3 separate regions of the Homo sapiens genome follow, and all the other regions are linked to region 1. A link is a contact called in ENCODE Hi-C or POLR2A ChIA-PET data. All regions are on one chromosome and are shown on one strand. The core of a region is the stretch at or near the end of the contact, and the rest is flanking DNA. Distances in the headings are between cores, read along the strand shown. Region 1 has its middle 58 kb from the start of YWHAE. Region 2 overlaps SLC43A2 (solute carrier family 43 member 2). Region 3 has its middle 32 kb from the start of ABR-AS1.

Region 1 (2,598 bases), core at 35-2,534:
GCTACTCTGGAGGCTGAGGCAGGACAATGGTGTGAACCCGGGAGGCGGAGCTTGCAGTGAGCCGAGGTTGCACCACTGCACTCCAGCCTGGGTGACAGAGAGAGACTCTGTCTCCAAAAAAAAAAAAAAAAAAAAAAGTTTAAATACTTTAAATGATCACTTTAGAATATATTAATAAGGGGGAATATAGTATTTCAAGAAAATAGTTTTAATGAAGAGCAAAAGGTAGTATGGCCTAATGAGACTCTTCAGTGACACAGATGAACTGAATTCTGTATTTGAATTATTAGCCATGCAGCTTTCAGCAAGTTCCTTAACTACTTCCCATTCAGCTTTTCCCATCTGCACAATGCAGGCTCACCTGATTATTATTGAGCGCTTACGTGTGAGATTCCAGACATTGCTTAGTAACGAGCACAGTGCCTGGTGCAAAGCTGGTACGCAATGTTAGCAAAACTATTATTATTTTTTTTTTGAGACAAGAATCTCGCTCTGTCGCTCAGGCTGGAGTGCAGTGCTGCGATCTCGGCTCACTGCAAGCTCCGCCTCCCGGGTTCACGCCATTCTCCGGCCTCAGCCTCCCGAGTAGCTGGGACTACAGGCGCCCGCCACCACACCCGGCTAATTTTTTGTATTTTTTAGTAGAGACGGGATTTCACCGTGTCAGCCAGGATGGTCTCGATCTCCTGACCTCGTGATCCGCCCACGTCGGCCTCCCAAAGTGCTGGGATTACAGGCGTGAGCCACCGCGCCCGGCCAATGTTAGCTAAATATTAACAGTATCTATTACAATCCTACGAACTCAAAGAAACAGGATAAAACAACACAGGGCTTGGTTTTCCTGATCCAGGTTGGATCTGGGAGCATTCCCATTTCCTCTCACAGTGCTCACAAAGGCTTCCTTTAATGACACACTCTAGGATTTCACCAGTTTTCCATGAACTATTACTTGTTACAATTTTCAAAAGAACACAGGGGTCACACCTTTATCCCGCTTTTTCAGCAAGCCTCACTCTCCTCTATTGTCCTAGGATCAGGAAGCAGCTAATTTGGGGTCTCATTTATAAGGCTCAAGGCATTTGTCTGGGACAGAAGCCAATTAATGTCTCCATTTATCCCACCAGTTTCCCCTTTCAGTGATGGAAGTTCATCCCCATCTTCCTATAGGACCGAAATTTAACTTTGCAGACGTGCTGTTCTGAGGACCCACCCGGAACAGAGCATGTACACAAACCCACTTACTGTCGCTTCTAACATTGTAGGAAGCCTTTGGGTTTTCCAAGGCAGCAAAGTACTGAGATTTGTAATTAAAAACACATATTAGCTACATTCAAGTTGTAACTAACTAAAAACTTCTACTTAAGTCGACTGATCCTCAAAGTAAGACTCAAATCAAAACCAGAAAAGTTTGGGGGCAATTCCCTTTCCAGCCCACAAATACAGGAACTGGGAGTGACACCGTCCTCACAGGGCTACGGCACCTTTCTGCAGCTTCCCTGGCTCCCTTTCAATTTTTTTTTTTTTTTTTTTTTTTTGAGACGGAGTTCTGCTCTTATTGCCCAGATTAGAGTGCAGTGGCGCGATCTTGGCTCACTGCAAGCTCCGCCTTCCAGTTTCCAGCGATTGTCCTGCCTCAGGCCTCCCAAGTCACTGGATGTTAATTACACCCAGCAAGGTCGCCCGCCACCACGCCTGGCTAATTTTTTTGTATTTTTAGTAGAGACAGGGTTTCCCCATGTTGTCCAGGCTGGTCTCTTAACTGCTGACCTCGTGATCCACCCACCACGGCCTCCGAAAGTGCTGGGATTACAGGCGTGAGCCACCGCACCCGGCCTTTCAATTTTTGATAAGGATCTTTCCTTTTTTTTTTTTTTGAGACAGTCTCACTCTGTCGCCCAGGCTGGAGTGCAGTAGCGTGATCTCGGCTCACTGCAACCTCTGCCTCCCGGGTTCAAGCGATTCTCCTGCCTCAGCCTCCCGAGTAGCTGGGAGTACAGGCGTGCGCCACCATGCCTGGCTAATTTTTTGTACTTTTAGTAGAGACGGAGTTTCACCGTGTTAGCCAGGATGGTCTCAATCTCCTGACCTCGTGATCCGCCCGCCTCGGCCTCTCAAATTGCAGGGATTACAGGTGTGAGCCACCGCACCCAGCCGAGTGGTTTCTTTAAACTCTGCAACAGACTTGACGAATTCCTTGGATTTTGACCTTTAAGTGTAGCAGGTGTGCTGGAAACAGAGCAAATCAACTTGAAAGCTTCTTGGAGGTTGCTCCAAACAGCAGCATATAATTATATTCAATGGTCTCCCTATCTCTCGGAAAAGCAACTCACAAAAACATGTTTATTCTCATTGCCAGCACTCACTAAACGCTACTAGGATATCGCTGATCTGTTCATTTCCTAAATCTCTGCTACTAACACTTTAAACCGAGAGTAAACTTGCAGTCTCAACATCCAATTTTAGAAGACAAGTGTGACGAGGAAGGATTTATCAACTGAAAAATGTTTACTGACACAGGGAATCTAGAAATGTACCTTCCAGATACATACAAATATTTAAGCAAAAACTGTTCCAAGGGTATTTCCTGCAGCACCTGCC
Region 2 (2,598 bases), core at 46-2,545, 250 kb after region 1:
CACCAGCATCATAGATGAGCTGACAGGCACCGCGGGGACGGGGTGGGGGGGGGAGGGGGCAGAGTTAGCCCGGGGAGGCCAGAGCCGCAGCAGGCAGGGGCGTCTGGCCACCCCTGCTGTCCCTGTGCTGAGCCGCGCAAAGAGGCACAGCCCTGCCAGCCTGGGCGTTGGGGCATCAGGCACCCGCCTTCCAGTCCTCCCACCGTGCCTGCCCTGCTGGTCATCTGGGCCTGGCGTGTGATTAGCCCCCCGACTCGGAGGCCTTCCTGACCGCCCCGCCATGACCACGGCACGTCTTGCAGGCTCATAGTGATCGGCCCAGCAGAGGGGACGGTGCTCCTGGTCCGTCGGCTTGTCTGGTATTAGCGGAGCTCCCTGAAGGCGGGAACCGGCCAGCCCCGTCCACTGATGCTTCCCCAGTGCCTCTGAGAGCTCACATGGCAGAGGCCAAAGAAATGCTCAAGGAAGCCAGGCATGGTGGCTCACGCCTGTAATCCCAGCACTTTGGGAGGCCAAAGTGGGCGGATCATGAGGTCAGGAGTTCCAGGCCAGCCTGACCAACATGGTGAAACCCCATCTCTACTAAAAATACAAAAATTAGCCGGGCATGGTGGCGGGCACCTGTAATCCTAGCTCCTTGGGAGGCTGAGGCAGGAGAATCACTTGAACCTGGGAGGTGGAGGTTGCAGTGAGCCGAGATCGTGCTGCTGCACTCCAACCTGGGCGACAGAGCAAGACCCTGTTCCCCCCCAAAAAAAGGAGGAGGAAGAACTTTCGGGATGCTCCCCAGTCCAGGGGCATGAGAATCTCTGCAAGTCCATAGGATGGCTGGCCCCAGAGTCCCAGCTCCCACCACTTCAATGCCCAGGTGGCCAGCCCACACCGTGTCCCCCTCTCCTCGCCAACAGCATTCCCACACACACCACCGAGGAAAGGGGCTTTTACTTAGTGTGAGGGTCAGAGGTGGGAGAAGCCCCTACGGGGCCCTGGCAGACCCACAGGGTCTGGGGAACTTGGGCTGATGGACTGTGAGGTGTTTGCTTCGTCCTGACCCTGTGTGACTTCCACAGGCTCAAAATCCTGCCTAGGAGGGAAACAGCTGAAACACTTGGCCAAGAGCAGTGCTTTGGCTGGCGGGGAGTAACGGTACAATAACAGCAGGCTGGGGGTTGGGGAGCAGGGGAGCAGCGGGAGACCAGGATGACGGAGGAGACGGGGGCAAGACTCACAACTGGAAACAGACTCACCCACCGCCCTTCCCCTGCCCCAGCCCCGAAATGCAAAGGCACCTGCGGCAGATCCTGCAGCCACATGCGTGATTCCCGTCCCCTGAGGCCCCGCGGTTTTCATTTGTCGCCCCTGTGATGCCCAGGTGCATCCTGCCCGGGTGGGGGTGGTGGAGAGGGGCCACCCCGGGTGCCCACAATTGCCTCCCTCTTCAGAGAGGGTGGAAGGAGCCTGGAGCAGGCCTCTGCACAGACACCAGTGCAAAATACACGTGCTCACCTTGATTCCTGGAAAGGTGACTGCCGAGGAGGCGTAGGACCCAATCATCAAGGCAATAAACGTGGACCGAAGGTCGCCGAACATGTTGGGCAGCTGAGAGATAAGAAGCAGAGAAACCTCAGTGGGGAGGATGCACCAGGGAAGGGGAGGAGGAGGGGACAGAGAACTAGGCCCCATGAGGCCCCTTCTTCACCTGCGCCCCTTCCTGTGTGACTCACAGGGGCATTAGTTCAGGGGCAATGACCGCTCACTGAAGGTTTCTCCTTCATGGACTGAGGCTGATGGGGCCAAGGAGGGAGGTAATGCAGAATACAAGCAGTTGTCTGACTTTCCGGCTGGCAACCCTCCCTATCTCTCTGCTCCTGGCAGAGCCCAGGAGCCTTCTTGTCTTTTCAGGGTAACACTGAGATGCCAGAGAACAAAGTTATGAGCCTCAGGCAGCCCTCAAAGGGAGAAAGCCTGTTAAAAATAAGAATCTATTTGGGGATAATAGCATCATTTTATAAATAAAAATATCAGCATTCCAGAAAGACCAGATGTCAGCAAAAACTGCTTTTGGTTTGGAGAGGGTAGGTTTTTGGAAGATGTCAATCAGAATTCTACAGTTCTCTTCGGTCTGAGGATGAAGCTGGCCCAGGATTCCTGCTTCTGAATTTCTTTTCTTTGTTTTGAGATGGGGTTTTGCTCTTGTTCCCCAGGCTGGAGCGCAGTGGTGTGAGCTCGGCTCGTTGCAACCTCCGCCTCCCTGGTTCAAGTGATTCTCCTGCCTCAGCCTCCCAAGTCGCGAGATTAGAGATGCCCGCCACCATGCCTGGCTAATTTTTGTATTTTTAGTAGAGACGGGGTTTCACCATGTTGGCCAGGCTGATCTCAAGTGATCCGCCCGCCTCGGCCTCCCAAAGTGCTGGGACTACAGGCGTGAGCCACCGCGCCCGGCCTCCTGCTTCTGAATTTCTCAGTACAAGCAGGGGATTATCTTCCCACAGGATGTTCGGCCCGAGCAGTTAGCATCCTGGAAGGCCAACGGGAAGCAAGGTCCGGGCTCTCTTCCCAACGAAGCCACTCTCGGCATCTCACATCAGCTCATTCTGG
Region 3 (2,598 bases), core at 99-2,598, 130 kb before region 1:
GCCACTGCTCTCCAGCCTGGGCAATAGACCATGACACTGTCTCAAAAGAGAAAAAAAAACAACAACAAAACAAAACAAAAAGAGACGCCAGGCACAGTGGTTCACACCTGTAATCCCAGCACTCTGAGAGGCTGAGGCGGGCGGATCATTTGAGGTCAGGAGCTCGAGACTGGCCTGGCCAACATGGTGAAACCTCGTCTCTACTAAAAATACAAAAATTGGCCGGGCATGGTGGCTCACGCCTGTAATCCCAGCACTTTGGGAGGCCGAGGCCAGCAGATCACCTGAGGTCGGGAGTTTGAGACCAGCCTGATCAACATGGAAAAACTCCATCTTTACTAAAAGTACAAAATTAGCCAAGTGTGGTGGCGGACGCCTGTAATCTCAGCTACTTGGGAGGCTGAGACAGGAGAATCGCTTGAGCCCAGAAGTTGGAGGTTGCAGTGAGCCAAAATCTCTCCACTTCACTCCAGCCTGGGCAACAGAGTGAGACACTGTCTAAAAAAAAAAAAGAGAGAGAGAGATAAAGAGATACTTGGGGAGAAGCTGTATCTGGGATGGGAATTTGGACTTAAGAAATTTTTCACCCTTTTACCAAACAGCTAAAGGAGTGTGAAATTCCCCCAACAAATCCTTGAATGGAGCTGCAGACAATCAGAGTCAACCCATCTAACCACGCACAGAGCTTTCTCCAAGATGTGGCACTAAACAAGCTGCAGCCCAGAAACGAAAGCTGGTTATTTCCACTTTTCAGCTTCTAAAACCTGTTAATTTTGTAATATGCTCAGGGTGGGAGACAGCTCAGCCCAGGAAATGATGAGATGTGAAGCTGCAGATTCTGTTTTTCTCCCAAACACTGTGCCGGCCATTAATTCACCTAAAGACCATGATTTGAGACCCAACTAGCAAACTAAGGGGCATCCAAAGAGCAGGAAGACGTGGCCATAGTTTAGGTGACTAAGCAGGTACTATTTGGTGTGAATTAAGGCTGCAGAGCTTGAAGGTCACAGTCTTTTTTTTGAGACGGAGTCTCGCTCTGTCCCCCAGGCTGGAGTGCAGGGGTGCAATCTCGGCTCACTGCAACCTCCGCCTCCCAGATCCACACCATTCTCCTGCCTCAGCCTCCTGAGTAGCTTGGATTACAGGTGCATGCCACTATGCCCGGCTAATTTTTGTATTTTTTTAAGTAGAGGCGGGGTTTCACCATGTTGGTCAGGCTGGTCTCAAACTCCTGACCTCGTGACTCACCCGCCTCGGCCTCCGAAAGTGCTGGGATTACAGGCGTGAGGCACCACGCCCGGCCAAAGGTTACGGTCTTAACTCCTAAGTCCTTCTGTGCTAGCTTCTCAGAGATTGCACGCAAACTGTGCAAAGATACTGTCTTAACCCCACAGTGATTTCACTTCTTCAAAGATGACAGACTCTATGGTTCCAAAGCGACAAAACTGTGAAAACAAGGCAGTCTAAGGTGCTGTTTCTATTTTGGAGAGATGTGAAATGGTTTGTTTTTTGTTTTTTGAGACCGAGTCTCGCCCTATCGCCCAGGCTGGAGTGCAATGGCACAATCTCGGCTCACTGCATCCTCCGCCTCCCGGGTTCAAGTGATTCTCCTGCCTCAGCCTCCCGAGTAGCTGGGATTACAGGCGCCCGCCACCACGCCCGGCTAATTTTGTATTTTTAGTAGAGAAGAGGTTTCATCATGTTGGTCAGGCTGGTCTCGAACTCCTGATCTTGTGATCCACCCGCCTCGGGCTCCCAAAGTGCTGGGATTACAGGCATGAGCCACCGCTCCCGGCCTGAGATGTGAAATGTTACACAGGACTTGGACTTCCCCGCCCCCCACCACCACCTTAAACCTAAAGATAAGCTAACTTCAGGTCCCTTCAACCTAAAATGAACATTTATTTTGGCTTTCATCAGTTTTTGGAATCTATGATACTAGGATGTGTGTGTATATATATATATTTCCTCTCCATGAGTAACCACCACCCCAGGGATGACTTAGGCAAAATATTTAAATTATTCCTTAACAAGTTTAAATTACCCTAACAATGCTGAATATCTACAGTTAATAGCAATTTAAAGGAATATAAAGGAGAGATTTAAGATTTGAATATAAAAATTCTGATCCTGGCCGGGTGCAGTGGCTCATGCCTGTAATCCCAGCACTTTGGGAGGCTGAGGCAGGTAGATCACCTGACGTCAGGAGTTCGAGACCAGCTTGACCAACATGGAGAAACCCCATCTCTACTAAAAATACAAAATTAGCCAGGCGTAGTGGCACATGCCTGTAATCCCAGCTACTCGGGAGGCTGAGGCAGGAGAATCGCTTGAACCTGGGAGGCGGATGTTGCAGCGAGCCAAGATCGTGCCACTGCACTCCAGCCTAGGCAACAAGAGCGAAACTCCACCTCAAAGAAAAAAATATATATATTTGATTGTACATAGTTTTTCCCTGTAATGTGGCAGCTATCTCGGTGTATATAAGCTCAATGGCCAAGTTCTATTTCTCTCCAAATAAAATACTCAGACCAAAAAAGTATTGCTCTTGACCAGGTGGGGTGGCTCACGCCTATAGTCCCAGCACTTTAGGAGGTG

Evidence for each region. Hi-C counts contacts between places; a loop is a spot of excess contacts on that map. ChIA-PET counts read pairs that join two places held with the same protein, here RNA polymerase II (POLR2A). Pooled maps may share reads with other maps.
Region 2: a loop to region 1 is called in a pooled map, with 2.3 times the contacts of the local background. The contact joins two enhancer-like sites. A Hi-C loop is called at or near these places in 2 of 50 pooled maps. POLR2A ChIA-PET finds 5 or more read pairs at or near these places in 3 of 52 experiments (AG04449, WTC11 and activated CD8-positive, alpha-beta memory T cell).
Region 3: a pooled map shows a loop between it and region 1 (2.2-fold over the local background). The contact joins two enhancer-like sites. A Hi-C loop is called at or near these places in 1 of 168 maps with a recorded cell type or tissue (IMR-90) and 2 of 50 pooled maps. POLR2A ChIA-PET finds 5 or more read pairs at or near these places in 3 of 52 experiments (CD4-positive, alpha-beta T cell, activated B cell and activated CD8-positive, alpha-beta memory T cell).

What each region holds. Positions count from the first base shown.
Region 1 is chr17:1,341,312-1,343,909 of GRCh38, forward strand. No RefSeq gene overlaps it. Among named protein-coding and RNA genes, the nearest start is that of YWHAE, 58 kb to the right of the region's middle. Within about 2 kb of position 1,285, at least 5 of the 41 ENCODE cell types and tissues checked have a DNase peak (open chromatin) inside an H3K27ac peak, as active enhancers do.
Region 2 is chr17:1,591,681-1,594,278 of GRCh38, forward strand. SLC43A2 (solute carrier family 43 member 2) reads right to left here. Exons shown (of 14, transcript NM_152346.3): 6 at 1,507-1,599; 7 at 1-19. Among named protein-coding and RNA genes, the nearest start is that of PITPNA, 30 kb to the left of the region's middle. RefSeq lists a silencer at 182-347 and an enhancer at 1,955-2,456. Within about 2 kb of position 1,296, at least 8 of the 41 ENCODE cell types and tissues checked have a DNase peak (open chromatin) inside an H3K27ac peak, as active enhancers do.
Region 3 is chr17:1,212,388-1,214,985 of GRCh38, forward strand. It overlaps a transcript of ABR not described here. Among named protein-coding and RNA genes, the nearest start is that of ABR-AS1, 32 kb to the left of the region's middle. Within about 2 kb of position 1,349, at least 5 of the 41 ENCODE cell types and tissues checked have a DNase peak (open chromatin) inside an H3K27ac peak, as active enhancers do.